Linked DNA regions of Mus musculus: all the other regions are linked to region 1. The links are chromatin loops, found by intact Hi-C in ENCODE. Cell type or tissue: left cerebral cortex. All regions are shown on one strand.

Region 1 (8,000 bases):
AATCAATCAGCTCAAGATAAAACATGCTTATGCCAAAATGTCCAGGGCAAGCTCACAGCACAGTCATTCTTCTCTCATTTATCTGCATAGAGTTGGTGAATCTTTTTCCAGACAATCCCCTATATCCTAAAACTTGTGCCCTGCCCACTATTTACTTTGTTGCATTTAAATTTTACTTACTCTGCTCTTCAAACACTATTCCACCAGATCTAGTTCATGTGTAGTCCATGAACCTGACCTAATTTTCTAAAGACTTCATTTCAAATATTATCTCGATTTTTACAAATTTTTCTCTCTCTTCTCATCTTCCTTTTTCCTCTTCTTTCCTTCTTTCTTTCTTTCTTTTTTGAGACAGGATCTCACAATGTAGTTCTGGCTATCCTGGAACTCACTATATAGACCAGGCTGGCCTCAAAACTCACAGACATCCCCTGCCTCTGCCTCCAAGTGTGTGGATCAAATGTGTGCGCCAGCCACCACACCTGGCAATTTTCAGTTGAATTTTACAAAATGTACGATGGCTACCCAAAACTAAATACCTCCTATGAACTAATTATTTTTTTACATAATTTTTAAAAATGATTTCCACATACACCCCTACAGGGTACTGTTGGCCCTGTTTTGGCACACTGTTTTTCCACATACAGCCCGACCCCATAACCACACCCATACCCCCACCCCCACTAGTTAGTATAAAGCTAGATCCAGGCCTGCTGACAGTTGGCAAGCTCTTCTTCCACAAATCTTAACTAACACAGAACTCTCACTTCCAGTGTACATGCAATAGAGTTACTCAGCATGCAACATAGTAACATTATGCTAATGCAGCTAAGCTTAAATAATCACAGTCTAGCAAGGAATCCGGGGTGCAATAAAACCTCTGATGAACAAGTCAAACAAGATGTGAAGTAACTTCAGGTAACTAACAAAACTGTAGTAGGGGGCTAGACACCACAGTACTTTGCTAAGATGAAGACCCTGCATCATAAAGTAACCTCCATGGCCTGATATAGGCAGATTTCGCCCAAAGAGAAAAAACTTGAAGTGGGCAACTGGAAAGCCAGTGGGTCAGGCAGAGCTGTGTCTTGTTCTAACTGGAGGTGGTTCTCCTGCAGTTTCCTGCACTGGCAGCGTCCAGTCACCTACTCTAGATGGATAGTCTAGAACAGACACTAAGTACACACTCTGGCGTATCTTCTTCATCAACATTACTATCATGTAAAAACCATCCTGGGCAGCAAACTAAGCCCGTAGGGATGTCACCTGGAGTCTCAACTGGAGTTTGCTTCAAACTCTTCGGCAATAACGACCTAAGTGGTTTACACTGTGGTTTAGCTACCGACCTCCGGAAGCAACCAGGAAGTGCTTCCACCACAAGTGCAGATTGTAAGCTAAACTGATATCCATTCCCAGACTAAATTCTCTCTTTTAGGGGCTGCCCCTCCCACCTCTTGTAACGCAAACTCCACTACACTAGACACACACAAACACACACAATGCGCCCCAGGCGTGACTATGGAATTGCTTAAGAAGCATGTCACTTTGGGCTTAGGGACTGCAGGCTTCCCATTCGGTGCCCTACTGGCTTTTTAAACACGTATATGATTAATGCTGGTACTCAGGAAAGAAAGCTACTCTGACCTTGAGAGTGTGCGCTAAATAAATTACCTCAGAGCGAAAGTGATGAGATCTCAGAGCAGCATCTGGGGAGAAAAGAGGGAAAACGAGACTCCGTTAACTCCTTGTTCTCAGCCTAAAGAGTTACTGATCACTTACCTGGATTCGGGAAAGCACATTCTAGGTGTCTCTCTCCAATTCCGTGGGCATATTGGGGCGGGGCGGAGAGAGTATTGGACCATCTGTCTCTAAGGTGATTTCTCTGCAAGAAGTTCCAGCAAAGTTGGGAGAGGGGAGCCCATATCATCACGCCTTACTTTTTTATTCCTAAGCTCCAGCAAAGGCTTGGCAAAGATACGAGTACCTCAGCCCAGGACTCCCCTACAATTACCTTCTGGGCTCTAGCAAACTGACCCTAAGAATCGGAGCCTGATCCTTCCTTCCAGGACCTCCGAATCTCCGTGGTTATCCAAACCTGGTGACTCAGAGGATGGAGGTGAGGCCAAAGGGCCAGGGCGCGTTAAATAAATAAATGCACTTAGCTTGAGGAGTGGGCACTGAGTGGGCAGAAGAGGCAGAGAAGGCTTGAACCTCGCTTCTGCCCAGAAGAACCCAGCGGCGGCGTGTCTTACCTCTGCTTCTGGAACGACCCGAAAAGACCGATTTCATCGGATGTCTCCCTTTCTGGAGCTTGCGGTGCCAGCAGCAGAAGAAGACGATGGTGGCGACGGTGCCCAGCAGGAGCAACAAGAGGAAGAGAGCACATTGGATGCTGTAGGGTCTCAGCAAAACGAGGAAAGCGGCGGCGATCATGGTGCGGGCGAGGCGGGGGGCCGTGCGGCGCGGGGCTAAGGCTGCAGAGCGCGCGGGGCGCGGGGCGCGGGACGCGGGGCGGGCGCGGCGGACAGGGGCGAGCGCGGCTCAGCGCGTCAAGCCCGGCGCTCGCGGCCCCGCGCGCGGCCCAATGGCTGCACACCCCGCGCCGGCCCCGGAACGACTGATGGAGAGCAGCGGGCAGCTCTCGCCATGACTCAGCACGCGGCGCAGCGGCGAGAGCCGCGCCCCTCCCTCCGCAGGCGCCCCAGCCCGCGCGCAGCTCTCGGGCTCAGCCCCGCCCGGGACGCAGCCGGCTGGGAGCATCATCGGGTGGCCGCCCGGGGCCTCGGCGTCCTGAAGCCGGCGCACGTGGGGCGGGACGGGGCGCGGCGAGCCGGCGGGGGGCTCGGTGGGTGACGTCACGGGCTGCGGCGGCAGCGGCGGCGCGGGTGCGGGCGCGCGCGCATGGCTGGGGCCGGGACCGAGCGGCGCGCGCCCTCCAGCAGGTCGGTTCGGTGCGCGCGCGGCCCGCCAGGCCACGCGCCGGGCGGCGGTGCGCGGGGACCCCCGGGTTTCGCCTGTGTAAGCCTCCGCGGACCTTCTGCTGGAGGCCGACGTCAGGGGGCGCCAAGGAGCCGGGGGGAACCCGGGCTCCCGCCTCCCTGAGCCCGCCCGGAGGCTGGGGCTCGGAGGATGCAGCAGGGTGAGCTATTTGGTTTGGGGGCGGGGGTAGTCCCTGCGCATGGAGGCGCGAGCACCTGGAAGGGCCATCTCCAAGCTGGTCCAATCTTAGGAAAGGCGGCACGCCGCGGTCTGCAGGCTTGCACCCTACCACCCCCAAACTTGGTGCTGATTCTCAGCCCAGACGTGAGCTCTGCCACGGTCAAAGAACCCTGATTCATTTATTGGCTTTGTAGGGAGAGGTGATTTTAGATGTAAGGATCTGACATGATGAAGGATGAAGGAAGTTGGTGATTGATTGGCCTGTAGATACTGCAGGAGAAATTTTTAGGCACTGTCAGACAACGGCGATCGGTCACACTCGGGTACACACCCTTCTCCCCTTTGCCGTTTTTTTCCAGCTTCCCTTACATTCCGTTACAATCCGCAAAAACTGTATCGCAGTTGTGGGCTGGACACTTGACAGTGATCGCTGATTCGGTGCCAACGAAGAAGGCAAGGCGTGAGCGCTGCGGTGTGCTCTTTTGCGGAGGGCCTCTGCCACCTGGCGAGAAAGCCAAAGCTGCAGTGGCCGCCTGCAGCGTGTTGCGGCCTTAGCGGGCCAGTGCAGTGCTCTGCCCTGCTTGCCCCTAAGGCAAACTGGCTTTCCCTGTGGGAGTTGGATGATTTGTTTTCTTTCATTGACTTGTATTTTTTAAATTAACTATATGACATATGACAAATGAAATATTACATTTGTGCAATTTCTAGTAACTGGCTTGAAACTAAATAATTCGTAAAATTCCAAAAGTCAATTGAAGAATCGATAGGAATGTGTGTATTGTTGTCTAACTATATGAAACCAACTGTTCAGTTCTGCAAAAATGTGTAGCCATTAGTGACTGATAGGTGAATGATGTATTATCAAGTGTGAGCATTAAAAGAAATGCGGAAAGATGTTGCTTAGCCCTGATGCCAGGTTCATAAGCACGGAAAGCACAGGAAAATGTGCTCTTATTTGCATGTTGGCCTCCTAAAACAAATACAGATTGCTATTATATGCCACTCATTCTGTTGTTTGAGGCTGAGGATGGAAAGCACCTTGCTTGCCGACACTGAGGAAGGTGAGACTCTTGACTGTCAGACTGCGGGGAGCACTGGGTGCCAAACAGGCTTCACGGGTCCCTGGCAGTCAGCAGAGCTGTCTGGAACTTCTGCATCCCGTGCACAGAGCTGAAGGGCTCCTGACACTGCAGCCCACTGCAGTAAGAAACTGTATTCCTATCTGCTATGCAGGGGGGCGGGGGGGGGGGGTTGAAGAGAATCCCGAGATCTTGCAAAGTGTGGTACACCGCGAAAGGAAGAACCCAGCACGCTGAGCAGGGCACCGGAGGGTCGTTTTATACTGGACCAGAGTAACCTTCTGCAAACTGGGGGTGGTGCTAGCCGATGCGGTTTCCGAAGGTCATCCTTACGTTTCTCACTGACCAGAGCTTGGCAGTGAGCTGAAATGGCACAAATATCTCTGAACAGAAATAGGTCTGAGGCTGTAAACTCAGCAAAGTAATCAGTTTGCCCCAAATTCTGTGCTTTTAACAGCGAACAGCAAGTAAATAGCGATTCCGATTCTCTGAGCTATTATTTACTGCGATTATTATCATCCTGAGCCTTGCTGCCGCCATTCACAAGTTTCAGTTGCACACAAGAATATCATTTATCTCCCCGATAAGGTAAACGTTTAACTGAAACTCAATAGGATTTATACATACATCTTTTTATATGTATTTCCTTCTGTTCTTTGTCTGGGTTGTCTTAAGGATACATACAATAAACAAACCAAGTGCTAGAAAGAATTTAGTCTATGAGTCCATTACTTTCTGGTTTGTTGCTAATTTATCATTTCCTTCCCAAATAATGGCATGTTAGTAATTGTTTCTTTCTTTGTGTTTGCGTGGTACCTGGTGCATCCTGGAGCTCAATATGCATTAAATTAGCCAATCTGTCTTTTGAGGAAGTTAATTTAGTAGAATTTATGCCTTTTCTTCCTGATGGGATTTCATTTAAAAAAAAAAAAAAGAGTTGATGTTAAATAAAAGTCATACATTTAAGATTCAAGGTAAGGGCAGGAAAAATACAATACATAATACAAATCTCATAATATAAATCTCTTATACCTGTAAATAAAAAATCACAATGGAAAATGTTGTAGTTTACTGCCTTTATGACAGAAAATGTTTACTGTAATCCAAGAGGTTAGGGAGCTAAGGAGAAAACAGAAAGTTTGCAATGGGTGTGTATCAGTGCACCATCACATATCCCTTCTTGTGGTTCTCCACCCTAGATAAACACATGGGTTCGAAAAGAAAATTAAAATGTTAATTGTATTCAGGGTCAAGTCAGATTAAAACATTGCTTAGACTCAAACCAAAATGGGATACCTTGTCTCTCTATCCCTAACTCAGTGTGCCTGCCTCCCATCACAGATGAAGAAGGATCTCACAGTAGAGCAGGCAAAACCAACCTGTACCAACTCCTGCTTAGAGATCAGAGCCTGGCACTTTCCCCGTCTATAAGGTACACACTATGAGCGGAAAGGAGAAGGACTCATATATGAGAAGGAAGCTTTAGTAATCTTTCTGTCCATCTCTAACTAGCAGGCTCTGGTGGTTCGTCTTGATTGGCCAACAAGATTATCAGCTTGCTAGAACTGAGAAGTGCCTAAGAGATTAACAAAGCACATCTCTAGATTTGTTGTGATACCATTGCTCAGAGAGGATTAAGTGAGGCGGGTTGGTGGGGAGACTCACCCTGGGTGTGAGCAGCCACATCCCATAGCCTAGCGGACCAGATAGCATAAAAGAGGAATAAAAAATAAAATTAAATAAAATAAATAAAGCACAGGCATTCTGTGTGTGTGTGTGTGTGTGTGTGTGTGTGTGTGTGTGTGTGTGTGTATGTGTGTGTGTGTATGTGTGTACTAAAACCTTTGAACCCACAAGGCCCAGGCGAATCTTTTCTCCGTGCTCATGTGTCACAGTGATGGAGCCCTACTGACAAGCAGTCCTTCCTCAGTCTTTCCCATTACTAACTCTCCCTCAAAGTTAAGAAGAGTAAATTAATTAAGTTCAGGCGGCCTGGAGAAATTCATCAGTCAGTAAGGTGCTTACTTTGCAAGCATGAGTGCCCATGTCAAATGAAACAACACCCCCACCCCCACCCCACCCCAAAGAACCTGGCACGCCTGATGTCTGTAACCCCAGCACTGGGGAAGTGGATCCCAGAGCTCTAGCCCGACAGCCTAACCTATCTATGGAGTTACAGGCATCAAGTGACCCTTTCCCAAAACAGGAAAGAATTTCACGGTAGTGCAACAGCTCAAGGTGTCCGTGGGCATCCCCACTCATGTGCATGCATGTGTTGTGGACCCTACCAAAAAGCAAGTGGTTTTACTAAAGCAGAGATATCTTGTCTATTATTTCGCTAGAGTCAATGGGTGTGGCACAATTTCCTAATTAATAGTTCAGGAAGAAATATCGGGAGGAAGCAAAGTGTCCACCCCAAGCAATGTAGCGCGGGAATAACGGAAGATGACTCAGATTCGGAGCCAGGGTGGAAACGGTGAATTTTGAAGGAATAACAAGGGTAACTGTGTGAAAAAACCACTGTGTAAATTTGGGTAGAGAAGTCTCAACCAAAAACGGATGTGGGAAGAGTCGTCACACAGATTGTTAGTGAAATCATGGACATGGAAGAAGCAAGTAAGAAGAGAAACTCTAGAAAGGGGAACTGGAGCTTGGAGGAAGCTCCGGTTTGTGGACTGGGAAAGAACCGAAGGCAGGACCGCTGAGTGAGGAGTGAGCATTCCAGCCCCTCGCCCCCACCCCCACTCCCCAGCCCGCAAGGCTTGCTGGGAATATGCACCAGCGGTTAAAGAGAGAAAGCCCTGGGGGATTGGGAGGGGCAGTTTTCAGGAGTTACTCCAGAGGACTGAGAGATCACGAAGGGAGAGGCCAAAACATAGAAAATGGGTTACAAAGGGAATAGAAGTTAAAATGGGGGCTCAAAGGCACCATCCACACTCTTGGGAGAAATTTAACTGATGGAAACAAATATAAAAGTACTAAAAGTCTGAGTACAGCCTAGTACTCATTGTAAGCCGCTGGTGGCGGTGGGGCTGCAACTCCTGCTTTTCTCTAGACGGAAGTTTCTAGAAACTTGTGTGCCTGACCGTGCTTGGGTTTTTTTGTTTGTTTGTTTGTTGTTTTCTTCCTTTTGCTGTAGCAAATGTTCTGTCAAAAGAGACTTTGAGAAAATACAGTTTGTTTCACATTCCAGTTCAGAGTTACAGTTCATCTGGCCAGAGAAGTCACTGCAACCAGCACTAAAGGAGTCAACGAAGTCTCAGCCCAGCCAGCCAGAAGCACAGACCGTTGAATGCAGGCTCAGCCCCCCCCTTTCCCTTCTACTCAGTCTGAGATCCAGCCCACGGAACAGTGAAGGCTACTCTCCATCCTCCAGAGTTATAAGATGCCTTCCTGTCCTTCCCTCATCCAATGGGTTCCTTCTCAGACTACTACCGACCTGACTCCTAACATCCGGACTTGAAGGATTAGTTTTAAGGAAAGAAATGGGGACTTACCTTCTACCATTGGGAGACAGCTAAGGGCAATAGCAATAGGTTGTATGTTTGGGGAGTCTCTCAGACAACCCTGACCAACAACTCACTATTGATGACGGCACCACACACTCCTGGGACAGGACTGAGTGGCCCCTGAGTCAAAACTAATTGAATGTCTCCTTCCTGAGGACAAGCTTTCGTGGAACCAGAAGGCCCCATGCAGCTTCCTAAAGAGGAAAACAACAGCCCTTCCCAAATATGAAACCTCTGAGCCACAACAATGACCAAG
Region 2 (8,000 bases), 61 kb before region 1:
TACTAGAGTATGAATTATGAATTCAGGATGAGTATGTTATAGCCTAAAGCCCTGAACGCATACCACATGACATGCCACCATGATGCAAGCTGGCTAAAGTGGTTCAGTCATTGTTTTCCTTGTCTCCTCCTTCCATGCTAGGGAATTGAACCCACAGCCATTCAAAAGTCAGGCGAGCACTTTACCACAGAGCTACAACAGCCTCAGCTACTGTCATATTCTCTAATTCTTCTCTGCTGTCACGCTGCCGGCCTTTCTTACTTGCAAGTCTTGTTTTGGAGTATAAAAAAATAAATAGGGCTGGAGAGATGGCTCAGTGATTAAGAGCACCGACAGCTCTTCCAGAGGTCCTGAGTTCAATTCCCAGCAACCACATGGTGGCTCACAGCCATCTGTAATGAGATCTGATGCACTCTTCTGGTGTGTCTGAAGAGAGTAAAGGTGGTGTACTCATATACATAAAATAAATAAATAAATCTTTAAAAAATATATATATATAAAATAAATAAATAACTGTGACTAGAAATGCCAGAAGTAGCTTGCAGAAGGCCATTCAAATAATCCTGGGTCTCTCCGGCTGATGTCATCTCAGCCCATCTCCAAGCCACAGGGAGAGTTCTTCTAGCAAGGTGTGACAGCACTGACTATATGCGAGCAGAGGTGAGAAAAAGAACAGGTCTGGACCTGTGTTGAATGGACTGGCTACAGCAGGTACTGGTGAAGGCAGACAACTAAACCCATCAAAGGACATACATCATTCAGTCCACAGGCAACATCCCATTATCAGCAGCCTGCCGATGTCAAAAGTTTGCCCAGAAATCATATGACACGAGGAGCCTCCTCCCTGCTGACTGACAATTTCCGGCCTCCCAGAAGACTCACTGGAGATGCAATCAGATGAGGGAGTGTGCATCCCCGGCTCCGAAGCATACACACCATCCTCAGATTCCCTTCTTCGAGGAAGAGATGGTGGAACTGAGGCCTGACACCTAGAGTACTGCAGTAGTCGCTGACCTGTCCCAGCCTGCACTGCTGCTCACGCTGGCTGCGTGTTTAATCTTCCTAAGGTCACCTATGCAAAACCCCACGTAAATTATCGACAGCTCTCTATGCCCCTTCCTCTCCTCCCCCTGACCACATCATCCCTGCCTAGCACTTCCTGTTGTAAACACCAATCACAGGTCTTTGTCATTAAGTAGCTCTGTTGCAAACAATTCATTAGAAATAGGACCCTTCTGCTGGCCTCGTCACTAAACCTATTTCCACATGTGACCTGCCACCCAGTGACCCCAATGGAATGCAGAGGGATTATCAAGTCACATCTTGACAGTTCCCTTAGGCTGTCAGCACAGGAAATGGCAATATGGGCTAAGCATAGCATGAGGATAAACCAGGTGAATAAGGCTAAATTCTAATGCTAAAACAATGTAACATCATGGCAGTTTCAGAAATAACATTTTTAAAGCTTTCAAATAGCATTTTTCAAGGCCCAAATCCTTATTCACAGTATTGGTTAGAAAAATCCATGTGCCAAAAGCCACCGAGATGAGGACACCAGAGCACTTAGAATAATGTGTTCAGAAAATGACTGGCTCAACCCCAGCTGAGCTCCGGCGCCCCAGGGAAAGCCGTGCTGTGAACACATGACTAGTGTCTCAGTTGCTTTTATACAGCCATGACAAAAACCGTCAGGACCAAGACAACTTGTAAAAGAAACATCTAATCTGGGGCTCGTGGCTCCAGAGGGTTAGAGTCTCTGACCATTGTAGGGAGCATAGCAGCAGGCAGGTGGCCATGACACTGAAATAGAAGCTGAGAGCTCACATCTTGAGATGACAACCACTAGGCAGAGAGAGGGGGCTGAGTGAAGTCCATTCTGAGAGGGACACCTCTTGCAACAAGGCAGCACCTCCTATGTTCCCCAAACAGTTCTACCGATGGGGGAGGGGCAAGCATTCAAATATGTGAGCCTCGAGGGGCCATTCTCACTCAAACCAGCACAGTTAGGGGGACAGAGCCTTTTGCTGTCTCACAGCTGAAAGGCCAGTTAGAAGCTCTTCCAGAGTTACCCTGAGCTGAGTCCCAGCCCTAGAGACTCCTGGGAGGGGTTCAGCCACCGTCACAGGTTCCAGCTCCAGCCCGTCTTGGATGCTTTCCCTCTCTTGATACTGACTCTATTGTTGCTGTGATGTCTTAGCACACCTCAGCCTGCCAGCCTGTTAACTCTAGCGCTCCCATCCTCATTCTAGACCACAGCTTCAAGGGCGCTAGGAATTCCCTAGGTTTTTAGATCAGTCTGAGTGACGCTGGCCTGCTCCTGCCTCTGGCAAGGACCTCCCTAAGACCTTCTTGGAAAGCACAACCCTTCCTTTATGTGAACACGCAGTCACTTTGTGGGGGAACAACAGGATGGCTCAACTATTTATCCAAACTTATTTAAGGGGATAATTTCACCGTTTGACTGTTATTCAACACTTGTACAAAAGACAGCTTTCTACTTACAGGCCTTCTGGTGGAAGCACCTTGAACAGAGTGATAGAATTCTGGCTGCACCCGGCTGTTTTTCTTGATCCTTCGCTTCCTCCCCGATGACTCTTGTTCACTCTGATGATGGACTTCCACCACAGGCTTCACTTCTTCAAGCCGGGCAGCTGCGGCCGCTGCAACTCGCCTCCTGATGTGTCGGGGGCTTGCTCGGAACCCCTGTGGCAGGAAACACACACGGGAATTCAGATTTCCACATTTTTGTATAAATATTTCCTGGAGTTAGTTAAACTGTGTGCTCCCCAAGTCCCCCCCCTAGTCAATGAAATCATCTACATTCCCATTTGTGAGTCTAAGTGGTTCAACACACATGAAAATATTTTCCGCAGGGCTGAGGGCACTTCTACATTAAAAATGACCTTAAGATCAAGAAGGTTGATGGAGGAATGAAAAAGGAAAGAGGACTCTGCTCTGCTTCTGCATTGTTCAGATGAGTTGTGAATACACCTGCCTAAACATGATACAGAGGACAGGGTGGGGCATAGAACACGAGACCAGGCAGATGGTTACTTTTAAATGCCAAGAACACAATCTAAAAATCACCTGGGAATTGAGTCTTAATGAGGAGCTGTCTAGATCTCTAGCTGTGGGCATGTATTGAGGTGTAATAGAGGTGGGAAGGTTCGCCCATAGTGGGCAGCACCATTCCCTACGTCTGAATCCTGGCGCCTCTGAAAGAGGAAAGAGATGGAGCACAAGAAACCATGCATGCATTCCTTCTCTCTCTGCTCCTGGCTGTGGGTGTAACTTGATTGCTCAAGTTAGTATCTTGACATTCTTACAACACCGGACCATGACCTGGAATTGTAAACCAAATAAGCCCTGACTCCCTTAAACTTACTTCTGTTTGTGTCCTTAATTTACTACATCAACAGAGATGATGGATGAAGAACCCCTCTGCATTCCTGAGAGCAGAATCTCTCGGGAGGGTCCGTAGGGATGCAGAGCATCATTACATCCTAACAAAGGGAAGATGCAGAGCTAAAGCAGAGGTAGCCTGGTCAAGGATGTGAGCGTGGGAGTGATGCGCCTGTGTCCAAATGCTGAGTCATTGATAAAGCCACACAGTTATTAAACATCTGTGACTTCCGCTCCCTACTCCACGTAATGTTCACATTCTATACATAAGACTTTTAGCTTCTAAACAAAGGGTATATCTAAAATGCCGAGTAGCATATCTAGAAAAAAAGCGGGTGCTTGATAAAACAGTCACGTGTTCTTTCTCTCTTGAGGTAAGGTAAGCATAGCTCTTCAGACAAAGAAACAAGTTCAAATAAGTCATAGTGTGAAAAGAATTTCAAAAGTTATCAGTGATGGTCTCAGTCCTCTTGTGGCAGAGAACAAAAAGCAGTTTAGCAGAGAACAAAAGGAGTAATTCACACTGAGTTCACAAACAACACACAAGCACCACTCTCAGTGGTAGCCAGTCTCACAGAAAGGACTGAATGGAGCTGAGAATACTCTATATTTGGCTCAGTTTAGTGGGCGGCAGGCTCTTGAAGACCGAATAGTACTTATGTTCCAGGCAAGGGACAGGACTTAGGAATGAATGAATATGTAAAATGGCAGGCACACGTATGAAGTATTTACAAGCAACGGAGATGGTATTCTATGACATGCCAGCAGGAGAGTGCAAGTCAGGCATGGATGGAAATGAAAGGGGTTCAGTAAGCAACAGATACTCTGGGGGGCCTGGGGGCTATGTGTTTGTGGCTTGTCTGGATTTTAGAAGAGACATAAAAGGCTAGAAGACTGAGGTGAGACTAACACAGGCAGCAAAGCAGCACGTTCTAAAGAAGGTCTGACTGTGGGTGCGCCCAGCTCAGAAAGACTGTGCAGGGGCTTCTCACTGAAGAGCCGGGAGGTGGGCTGGCACGTGACTGTGGAGACCCTGAACATGAACTGGAGGATGTGAAACAGAGAAGCGGACACAGAGGAGGGCCTACGTGCCACGGACAACAGAGATGAACAAGGGGGAAATGCAAGCAGATTGTCAAAACACTCTCCGGATCAGCTCTTTCTCACATCAGCCTGCTCTCACCCCACCCGTGTGAGAGTTCAGCTGGCCCTCTTCATCTCAAAATAGATCCCGAAGATCTCTGCGGCCCCCATACAGCCCAGCGGGTATTACAGCAGCTGCTGGGAAGCGGATTTAGGGACAGGGAGCTGGGGTCAACTGAAAACCATGTTTAAAGCAGAAATTGGGTCACCCAAAGGAACTGGTAGCCATGGACTTGCCTGGAGTCCAGTGTACACTCCTCTTGTCATCTGAACTAGACTCCCTAAGGACAGTTTCTGAGAATCTCAAGGACCACGATTTATTCTAACCACTAGGTGGCACTAACGATCACTGCCAACTTCTCTAGTAACGGAGCGAATCTAAGGTTTATTTGATAGAAATGGAGATTTCTCTTCTTATGAATAATAAGCAGCTGCCTTTTGCTGGGTTCCCATCATTGCTAACAGTCCTCAGTAATCTACAAATCCTAGAAACACTCAGGAGGTGAACGTGGCCCAAAACTCTCTTAAAGTCACACAGACACACACACACACACACACACACACACATTAGATTAGACCATAATTCCGCAGTCAGTCTGGAGAACAACAATCCGTCCACTCCACATCTTCTAGAATAATCAAGACTGCCCAAGAAGACACTCAATGAAGAATATGGGCTTGGTTTGCGTTTTGTTGTTTAAATTATACTTGTGTGTGTGTGTGTTCCTGCATGTGTATTTTTATGTGCATGTGTATCTGTATGTACATGCATAAGTGTGTCTATGTGTGTGTACGTGTAGGTTGTGTGTGTGGTGTGTGTGTATGTGTGCATGTGTGTCTCTGTGTGGATGTATACAAGAGTATCCATGTGTGTGTGTGTGTGGACATGTATATCTGTATGCGCATGCACAAGTGTGTCTATGTATGTGTGTTTGTATAGGGTGTGTGTGTATGGTGTTTTTGTGTGTGCATGTGTATCTATAAGTACATGTGTTTCTGTATGTACGTGCACAAGTATGTCTGTATGTGTATATGGGGTGTGTGTGTGGTGTGGTGTGTATGTGTGCATGTGTGTCTCTGTGTATATATGTACAAGTGTATCTGTGTGTGCATGTGGTGTGTGTGGGTGTGTATCCACGCCATGGTGCACCTATAGACATCAGAGAACAACTGCAGAAGCCAGCTCTCTTTCCACCATATGGGTCCGGGATTGATCTCCAGCTGTCAGATTTGGTGGCAAACACCTTTATCTCCTGTGCCATCTTGCTAGCTTGTAGAATTGCTTATTCTCTGAGTAGCAAAAGTAGAAATGCATAGGTTTTTGTTTGTTCTTTTGGTTTTTATGCAGATTTCTGTAAATTCTACTCTAAATATAATTGCTTTATTTTACAATCAAATTTTCTAAGCATCAGAGCACAGCACACATATTTTAGCCCATCTGGATCCCCGGCCTCTGTTATTTCCTAGTTGTATGCTCTTGGTTAGACACAACTATTTCCTTATCTGTAAAATGAGCATTAAAACTAATTATTGCGCAGGTTTGCAGAGGAGAATAATGGTTTCATGTATGCAAAGCCTAAATGCCTGGTACACGGCAGGGCCGAAGTGTCTGTTATGATTACTATGTATTACTGTATAAATAAAATATATTCTCGAATATACCCAGGCGTGAAAGGAAGACAAGTCACATTTCTTGCTGAAGATATGGGAGGCCTGATCCCTGGGTGAGAGTTCCTGGCCCTGGAGATTCCCAGGCATGCCATCTGCAGTGAGTCTAACCACTGTGCTCATCTGCCGGTCCTATTACTCCGCATTGGATCATGGCTGTGGATTTCCTGTGTCCATTATAATGCATTGACATTACTGTATCGCTTACTTCCTGGCTCCCAGGCCAGCAAATTTCAGGCAGTTCAGAGCTGTGATAGCCAATAATATGAAGATGAAACCATCACGGGGCGGCCTGCTCTATTTCCCTGAGTCACTGTGCAGGATCAAGAAACTCCTCCTAAACACCATAAACCATGACCTGACAAAGGGAAATTTTATTTTGAGACAGCAGGTGGTGCTGCAAGCTCTTTTTGGTGTTAGGACTCAAGAGATAAAATAGTCCTTTTCTCTCTGTCCATTTGACCTTGATACCTCGAGGTAGGCAGGGTTAGGGAATTGGAAGTGGTGACGGGTCCCCAAGAGGATGCCTGTAACTTTCACACCCTGACATTTCATCGAAAGAGCAGCTTGGGCCTTAACCTGGCCACAAAGCTAGAGGAAGAACTCGTGATCATCAATACAATTAGCTGTCCCTTCCTGACCCTAAACTTACAAAAGGCACACAGCTAAAGGAAGACAGGAGGTACAACTCCACCACAGGCTAACACAATCAGAAGGTATAATGCCCCATCAGAGGTAGGAGTGGCCAAATTGGAGTCGACAGGTGTTTGTGCGCGCGCGCACGCGCACACACACACACACACACACACACACTTGGACATTTTGTTTTAAGAGAAAGAACATGACGTTGTGTGGGTAGGGAGGTGAGGGATGAGCTGGAGGGATTGGGGGAGGGGAAGGAATAGGATCAAAGTGTATTTGTATGAAACATTAAATAAAAACAACTGTGATTGGCTCACTCCAACCTCACACACCCATCGTGGGTTTGAGGGAGGTCACAGAACATCCTCTCACTGGACAGTATAGAATACAGCTAGTTCATGAGTGTAATTTACACAAGTTACGCTGGTTGTCCTGGGCAGACTCCATGACCACTTCAATAAAGACCTCCACACGAGTCCAGGTCTTGGTTTTTCTGGTTCACCTACCTTCCCTCCCTGCCCTGTGTCCTACTCTTTCCTGAACTCCAGTTTTATTAAATTATTTCCTTCACCTTCGTACTCATGCCTGGTTCTCTAGGAAAGGTGTTTGGAGAAGGCTCCCTACCCTTCGGCCACCTCACTCAAGCAAGGCGGTGATTTCCTGCTCTTTGCTAACAACACCTGTGTCGAGGGTTTTTCTCAACTTGACACAAACCTAGACGTATGTGGGAAAAGGGGGTCTCAGTGGAGGAAGTGTCTCAATTACACGGATCTGTGGATGTGTGAGGGGAATCCTCTTGATTGCTAATTGATATGGTACAGCATATCCCTGGGCAGGTAGTCTGGGCTGATTGAGAGCAAGCTGAGGGGCAATTGGGATTGGCTGGCTTCTTGGGTGGCCAGGGCAGTGCTGGTTCAGCATGTGACAACCCACAGCTTGGGCGGAGAAGGGGCTCAGTTTCTGGATGCCTACAGGGAGGAGCTCTTTGACAAGGCTAACAAACACTGCTTTTTGCACATCCTGACCTTGTTAGAGGTACCCTATTGCACAAAACCCGGCTGGGCAGGTTGATGCTAGCTTCTGGAACTACCTTATCATGTACCAGCTTTTCCTACCAGGCTCCGAGTGGAGACATTAGCAGCCAG
Region 3 (8,000 bases), 92 kb after region 1:
ATAAAACTTAAAAAACCAAGTATGTATAATCAAGATAATTATGAATCAGGATTTATTTATAATCCTCCAGTAGCTGCCAATCTATGCAATTACTATGTTCACCTGTGCAGGAAATAATTTTATTTTCCAAAAAAGTCCTCCAAGGGGTACATGAGGGCCCCACTGGAGCAACCAATGGATCACTTTTACACTTTCTCTTCAACCCCAAGAGCCAACTCCTTAGTAGATCTATAACCCAGTAATAGTAGAGTCTTGTTTTAGACACCATTGCTCAACCTATACAGCTTGTACAGTAGCCATCTTTGAAACATATGCCAGAACTACTCCCACAAGCCACAGCCTCCGCTGATCTTATGCAAAACAGCCTCCCATCTGGATTCTCTCCTGCCTCAAGAAGGCATCGCCTTCTTTCTGTATCCCCTGGTGAGCATAATTTTCCCTCACTTGGCTTGCTGGTGTTCACCTGTTCTCATGGCCAGACTTGCAATCATTGTTTAGATGTGCCTGGTACAGTTGTCACTCCTAATCCCTGTAGGAAAACTTACCTTGTTCTACCCTTTCCAACCCTACCTCCTTAAGTGAATAAACAGGTTTATTTCTGGCAGAATAAAAGAAATTCAACCTCAAATCATCAGGCAGTCTATAGGTTGGCTTGCCTCTTTCAGATTGGATCCTGGGACATTGTAATGTATTATCTGACCCACCAAGAAATACGGTAAGGTGTGCACAGCAGTATTCTATTAGCAAATGGAAGAGGTATGTATAGAGTTGAGTCCTAGTAGGCCTTGGGGGCACAAGCAAGTTACATGAAGAAGTGGATCTAGTGCCAACGCTTTCTATTCCTGTTAATGATGCCAAGTGTATAACCTGATGGGGTGTTCCTATGATTGATTAATTGGGGAAGAGAAGATTAGGGCCTAGTTTACTGATGGTTCTACATGGTATTCAGGCACCAACCAGAAGTGGACAGTTGCAGCATTACAACCCATTTCTTGGAGAACCCTGAAAAACACCAGTGAAGGTTACTCATAGTGGGCAGAACTTTGTTTAGAAGGAGAAATGGCCAGATGTGTGACTGCTTACTGATTTATGGGATATAGCTGATGATACACTGGATGATCAGGGACTTGGAAAGAGCATGACTGGAAAGTTAGTGAAAAAGACATCTGAGGAAGAAGTATGTGGACAGCTCTCTCCAAAAGGGTAGAAGATGTGGGGACATTTGTGTCCCATGCCAACAGTCATAGTAATCAAGTAGATAGAGTCCTGTTCTCAGGACAGTTAGCTTCTTTCTGCAGCCATCCCTCCATCCCTGTCATTATCTCATGGGCCCATGAACAAAGTGGCCATGGTGGCAGAGATGGGGTTTAGGCATGGGCTCTACAACATGGACTTCCAGACACCAAGGCTGATCTGGCTACTGAGGTGGCAGATCTTCCAACATTAGAGAGCAACAGAGTTGCAGATATAGCATCATTCCCCAGGTAGCATTTCCTGTTGGCGGTGAAAGACCTCCGAAGGGAGACCCTCACTCAAGTCTCAGGATAATAGCGGACTCCCAAGAACTCACAAGAGACCAAGCTTGATGCAAACCACATGAGGCTTTATTCGGGGAAAGCCAGAGCTCTGGGGACAACTCGTATCCCACGCAAGGGTAGAGGAGTCGACCCCAAGGGGAAAGGGGTCCCAGTTTTTATAGGCCCTCAGGGGGGAAAGGAGAAGGAGGGAGTAGGGGATTTCCAGATCTAAACAATATCTATTCTAAAACGATTTCTCAAGAAATGGGTATGGGAGGGGTACAAAGAAAGAGTCTGGTGCAGGTGCAACAACTCCAGATTGGCCCCGGCTGTGGTTGCTGGGGAGATTTTCCGACTCTTCCCCAGCAACCAATATCACAAACACCTGGCAATGGGCTTCATCAGTGGGCACACACATGGGTTCAAGGAACAGTCAGAACATTGGCAGACACACGGGTTCTAGGAGTGGCCAGAGCATTGTGCACCTCTATTTTTCTAAATCAGTGAAGCTAGTTCTGCTAACAGTGACATCTATCTTGCCAATTTCAGGGCTTCTGTGACCTTTTACATTCTGTCAGGATCTTTCAGCAGCTGGACTCTATTGGACCACTTCACTTCCTCCATGGAAAGGAGAACACTTTGTCTTTGCTGGAGTAGATCTTTATTCTGGGTATGGATTTGTCTTTCCTGCAAGTGATGTTTCTGCCAACACTAGGGTCTTACAGAATTCCTCATCCACTGTCATGGTGTTCCGCACAGTGTAACCATTTAAATTATCTCATCTTTATACCAATAAAGACACAGGAGGTATAAAAAAAAACCCTTCTAGCTCACTCAGTGAGGTAATTTTATTTTCTGAACCATATACAAAACATCTATTTGCAAGCCCGATTCTACGATTCTACAATGAAACTGCTGGCTTTTCAGAAATCTCTCTGTGTCATTCTTCCAAGCCAGTCTACCTTTTTCTTTAGCTCCTCCAAACCCAAGAGGGCTCCTTAGCTTCTTTCCTAGAATACTGTTTTACCTGTGTCCTGCCAGCTGCTTCTCTGTTGTTCCTGCAAGCCCAATCTCTGACCCCAGACAAGGGGGAAGAGAAGGGAGGGGGAGAGGGAAAAGGAGAGGAGGAGGGGAAGAGAGAGAGAGAGAGAGAGAGAGAGAGAGAGAGAGAGAGCTCTATCACAGGTCCAATTTTCAATTTTGCTTATATAAAAAGTATCTCCTCCCCTAAACCCTACACAGGCTCCAACCCTGTCAGTAAGGTCTGAACCATTTTACATTCACAGAAGGGTAGCTAGCGGCAACTGACAAAGGAAATATCTATTTAACCTTTTTTGTTTGTTTTTTGGTACAGGGTTTCTTTTTGTTTTTTTGTTTTTTTTTTTTTTTGAGACAGGGTTTCTCTGTGTATTCCTGGCTGTCTTGGAACTCTCTCTGTAGACCAGGCTGGCCTTGAACTCAGAAATCCGACTGCCTCTGCCTCCCAAGTGCTGGGATTAAAGGCGTGCGCCACCACCGGCCCGGCTCGGTTTTATTTTATAAGAGTCCAAGTGTATCTTGAAAAATTACATTATACCCCTGGGATTTAGCTGCTTTTACTTTCCCGCTGAACTCTGTACTCTAGTTTTACTCCTTGCTCCTCTCTCTGGTCCTTGAGTGAGACTGAATATTTACTAGCACCGGGAGATAGAAAACATGAGAGAGATTGAGTAGCTCAAGTGCTTCAGGTCTTGGACTTCACTTAAACCTATCCATCCATCTATCGATCCATCCTTCCTTCTGGCCCGAAACAAAGACCACTGAGCATTGCTTTCATAGCAGTATGATCACTAAAGGTCTGAAAGGGTTAACTGACATTACTAGGACTGTTTTGCCCACACCTCTGTGTTCCACTCTCCAAGTAATTAACCTATCAACTCAACCTAGCCTGAAAAGAACAAGGGAGAAACAGGAAAGGCTAGGGGCAGCCCTCTGGAACCTTATCAGTAATGCTACTTTTAGTTTACAGGAACCTGTGGACAACAAGGAAGCCCCTTTGTGAGACTTCTGCGAGAATTAATGACCTCTCAGGAATGCCATATATAAGCTCTTGCCCTTGCTTTGCCAAGATGTAATTGGGAGGAAAAAGTCTTCCATGTTTTCATCTGCCTTGCTTGTTGCCAGTGGGGCTCTTTTCCTGTCAGTGTCTCTAAGTGAAAGGCGGCAGCGGAACGAGAATTGGCGTGGACTCAAAACTACATCAAGACCCTCACCACCTCCTCCTGCCATCTTCCGGAGATGCAGATGAGCGCCGAGCTCCGGATCCTCGCCACCTTTCCCCGCCACGCGGTCGTCAGCCTCGAGACCGGCGGAAACTACGACTCCCAGAATCCCTCGCGGGGCGGGAGGAAGGCGGGGAGCGTACAAAGCGGCGCTGGAAGCTAGCGGCAGTGAGGCCGCGCTTGGGGTCCGGCAGCTTGGCGTCCCCGCGGCCTGAGGCGTCAGCTGCGTGGGCGCTCACGCAGGGCGGGTCGCGCGGCGCCGGGCGAGAGGGAAGTCGTGGCGGCGGCGTCGGGAACAGCAGCGGCGGCGGCGGGAGCGTGGTGCTGACAGGCCGTGGGAGAAATGGGAGACCCAGGGCCGGAGGTGAGTGGTGGCGGCCCGGGCCTTGGCTCCGCCGAGCCCGACCCCGAAAGGTTTGGTTTGTCTTCTCAGCTTTGGGCTCAGCCGGGCGGCGGCCTCGGGCGAGTGCGGGGCCTCCGGGCCTGGTGCACGTCTGCGTGGAGTCCTCAACAATGGCGGTCCGGCCGCCCCCAGCCCCTGGCCGCCCTAGCCGAAGCAGCCGCAGCCCCGAGGGTGAGAAGGGCTTGGAGGCAGGCTGGCCTTGTACTTGAAGCCTGCATCCCCGACCCCGGGGGTTTAGAGCCTGCATCCCTGCCCCTGTAAGAGGCGGGGAGGGGAATTGTGGCAGCTCGCCTGGGAAGCTAGGTCTCTGCAGCTCCAAGACGGCTTAGCACGCCCGGCCTCCTCCATGCAGTTCCCTGGGCTGGATTTCCGCTTGGTCCTGCTGCTTCCCCTCAGGGGCTTTTGTCTTTAATCGATCCTTTTGGGGAGAATTTCTTCCTGCGATCTTGTGGCTGAATCGATAAGCGTGTTTTGGCTTTTGTTTATAGATAATAGAATCTGTCCCACCAGCTGGGCCCGAGGCATCAGAGTCTACCACGGATGAAAACGAAGATGACATTCAGTTTGTTAGTGTAAGTAGAGACAGACAATCGCGGTTTGCTGGAGTGAAGTGTGGTAAGCCATTGTATGATTAAGCCCCACCAGACAGGCAGTCATCACTCAACAGACTCAACAGATAGTCATGAATGGCGAATAGCTGTCGCACACTGATGCTGGGGACTTTCACCCTAAGGGATACCTCAGTGCTTGGGGCTACCTGAACAATTGGAGTAGGCATCCGAATTGTTTTGTGCTTCCTGGTACTGCCCAGGGCTTAACTTCTGTCCAAGAAAGAAGACACACAGGACTAGTTAATGCCAGGAGGTTGGAAGTAAGGCCTGCAAAGAACATTGCATCTTAGCATGATGTATCCTCTAATCGCTGAGGACTTCCCTAACGTCTGAGGTCATCTTGTTACATCACAGAAAATTGTTGGTCACAATGGGGAGGCCTGTGTCACCTGAAACACTGCTGTTTTTCTACATTTGTTCCTTTGGGGAGCAGGTGTTCTCCAGCGTTGAGTGGAAGCTGTAAGATCTGGGCCCCCTCCAGATCTGTTGAATCAGAAATCCAGGCTGGAGCCTAGGTATTGTTATTTTGACATACAGTGAGGGACCCTGGGATCTCCCAGCCAGTCCTAAAGTGATGGTGAGAGGGAAGGGAAACGGCTTTGGGTGATTGTCACCTATAGTGGCTAAGTTTGTACATCAGTTCTTCTTAAGTAGTGTGTAGCTAGAGAACATCCCTGCTTTATACAGCTCTCCTTGGGATGCTGTAGTTAGCTGAGCTTGGCATTGAAGCTCTCTAGTTCTTATTGGTCAGCCCAGATGTATTTGTTGACCTTGTGACCAGCTGTAGACTAATGCTTATTAAAGACCATCCTCCCACCATTGAGCCCTGATGGCGGTCAGTTGGGTATGGTGTGTTAGTGGGATTGGGAGGGGCGGCCTTCATAAAATCATTTTCTTGGCAGTTTTCCTATTGGAGTCCGTCTTTTTCATTTTGAGCTTGGAGGATCTGGAGTTAGGTTGGGGATACATTGAGTCTTGTCCCTTTCTTCCTAATAGACTAGAGTACTTTGGAGAAAGAAGAATGTTGGTAATTAGTAGTGCCCCTCCAACAAACTATGTATGATAAAGGTTTTTGTGACAATTATTTTGGATTGTTCATGGATCACATATATTTGTAAACAGAATATTTACCTTGATGTTTCATGCAAAAGGCTCTTCATTATACAATAAGGCCGTTTGAGAAACTGATAGAATGTGGAAAGAGTAAGATTCAAAAAGTAAATTTTTTTGGTTGTATATCTTGTGAAATAAGATACCATGATATTTTGTAACAAGTTAATTCAGGTGTCTTGATCTGAGTTTTAAAAGTAATATTTAAATTTTATTTTAAGCGTAAAGGTAGGTCTATCTTTGCATTAAGAATCAAGAATGTATAATATATAAAGCTGCCTATGTGTAAGGGCTATCACTTAAAGATAGTTAGTGATAGCTTACTTTTACTGTAAGGTACATTTAGAGTCCTAGCACTGAGGAGGTCATGGTGGAAGGATCCTGGTTGGAAGGCAGTCTGAGCTTTACTTGGGAAGTTCTAGGCCTGTGGTGTTCTGTGTAGTGAAACCCTATCCAATAAACACCACTGCTGTGCCACGGCAGCAAACAGCCCAAGACAGAAGCTAGAGACGCTCTGTAATACACTGTCCCTCAGGTAGTTCCTGTCTAGTAAAGATGAAGACCTGTTTTCTGCCAGACTTGTCCAGATACAAGCTACATTATAATAGAACTTCTTGGTTTACTTGGTTCCGATTTTTAGCTGGTAATTTAAAACAAGATTATATGCATAACAGAGTGGTGCAAGAGTAAACTACCATTGGACAAGAGACTTTCTGTGTCTCACAAATGTAGACGGAAGCCAGGCAGCATGCTGAAAGGAGTAATATAGATATGAATCCTTTTTAACTTTTATTGAAATGTGCAGGGAAGTACATAGTTCATAAGGGCCCTAGATTTTTGCAAAGGTAATAAGTTTAAGATGTATTTATGTGTATGACTGTTTTACCTGTATGTGTGTGTACATAAGGTACATATGTGTACATCACATGCATGCCTGGTCCCCATGGAGATCAGAAGAGGGCCTCTGATCCCCTAAGAACGGGAGTTACTAATGGTTGTGAGCCACAGTGTGGTTGTTAGGACTCGTGAACCACCGGGTGGGTTCTCAAAACATGGTCTAGGTGTGTAAGAGCAACGAAGGCTCTTAGATGCTGAGCCATCTCTCCAGTCCTCTCAAGGGGATACATTTTTATAAATGGTGTTTAGACTGGTTGGTTTTTTTTTTGTTTTTTTTTGGGGAATTGTCTAGATTGGATTGGCCCTGGGCATGTCTGTGGGGCAGTCTCTTGATTGTTGATTGATGAAGAAGGCCTAGTCCAGTCTGAGTGATGTGTGTTTCTAGGCAGGATGAAAAAGCTAGCTGTGTGAACCAGAGAGCGAGCACAGGGGCTAGGTAAACAGCATTCCTTCTCCCTTCTGCTTTGACTCCCACAGCTGGGCTGGGACCAAGAAGTATAAGATGAACTAAATCCTTTCCTCCCCAAATTGATTTTGGTGATGATGTTTCAAATCACAGCAACAGAACAGCAAATTAGGACAGTGGCTAAATCAAGAAAGATATGAATAACAGCCAGGCGGTGGTGGTGCACACCTTTAATCCCAGCACTTGGGAGGCAGAGGCAGGCAGATTTCTGAGTTCGAGGACAGCCTGGTCTACAGAGTGAGTTCCAGGACAGCCAGGGCTACACAGAGAAACCCATATATATATATATACTTGCTTGAAAAACTTGATTGAAGTGTTAGTGTTTTAGCACAGCAAGGAGATTGGAGAAGTAAAAAAATCGCTCCAATAAGAATTTGTTTTTATAGAAAACAAAGAATACTTAAATAAATAAACAATAAATAAGTCATTAAGTAAATGGTCCAGGGAGATGGCTTAGTGAGTGACTGGCACTTGACCTGAATTCTATCCTTGGAACCCACAATCTCAGTGTGTGGGAGGCAGAGGCAGGCAGATCTCTTGAGTTTGATGCCAGCCTGCTCTTCCCTACAGAGTGAGTTCCAGGACAGCCAAGACTACACAGAGAAACCCTGTAGCAAGTTAATAAATGCAACAGGTGTGATGGCAAGTGTCTGTAGCCCCACGTTCACTCCATGTTCACCCCACGTTCACTTGGTGCGAGTGGAGGGACCTGTGCAGCAGCAGACAGAAAGAGTG

The links. Hi-C counts contacts between places; a loop is a spot of excess contacts. Peaks named below come from ENCODE experiments on the same cell type or tissue, not always from the same donor. Only the 100,000 strongest peaks of a DNase experiment are listed, where the experiment ranks them.
Region 2: it touches region 1 in a loop (5-fold over the local background); 30 of 42 quality-filtered maps call a loop at or near these places.
Region 3: a loop joins it to region 1, with 2.6 times the contacts of the local background. A loop is called at or near these places in 2 of 42 quality-filtered maps.

Annotation. Positions count from the first base shown.
Region 1 is chr1:33,902,702-33,910,701 of GRCm38, reverse strand. It overlaps Bend6 (BEN domain containing 6), which reads left to right and starts at 3,081. Exons shown (of 7, transcript NM_177235.3): 1 at 3,081-3,136. Dst (dystonin) reads right to left here and starts at 2,477. Exons shown (of 103, transcript NM_001276764.1): 1 at 2,250-2,477; 2 at 1,669-1,703. The coding sequence starts at 2,430. In left cerebral cortex, a CTCF peak has its summit at 3,062; DNase peaks (open chromatin) are centred at 2,763, 3,087, 3,588, 4,221 and 1 more place; H3K4me3 peaks cover 3,480 bases; H3K27ac peaks cover 1,794 bases.
Region 2 is chr1:33,963,406-33,971,405 of GRCm38, reverse strand. Dst (dystonin) reads right to left here. Exons shown (of 103, transcript NM_001276764.1): 3 at 2,503-2,703. Among named protein-coding and RNA genes, the nearest start is that of Dst, 59 kb to the right of the region's middle. In left cerebral cortex, CTCF peaks have their summits at 4,884 (motif pointing right) and 6,604 (motif pointing right); DNase peaks (open chromatin) are centred at 4,020, 4,874 and 6,577.
Region 3 is chr1:33,810,480-33,818,479 of GRCm38, reverse strand. Zfp451 (zinc finger protein 451) reads left to right here and starts at 3,885. Exons shown (of 15, transcript NM_133817.3): 1 at 3,885-4,142; 2 at 4,670-4,753. The coding sequence starts at 4,122. In left cerebral cortex, a CTCF peak has its summit at 4,077; DNase peaks (open chromatin) are centred at 343, 3,958, 4,701 and 5,039; H3K4me3 peaks cover 2,183 bases; H3K27ac peaks cover 1,519 bases.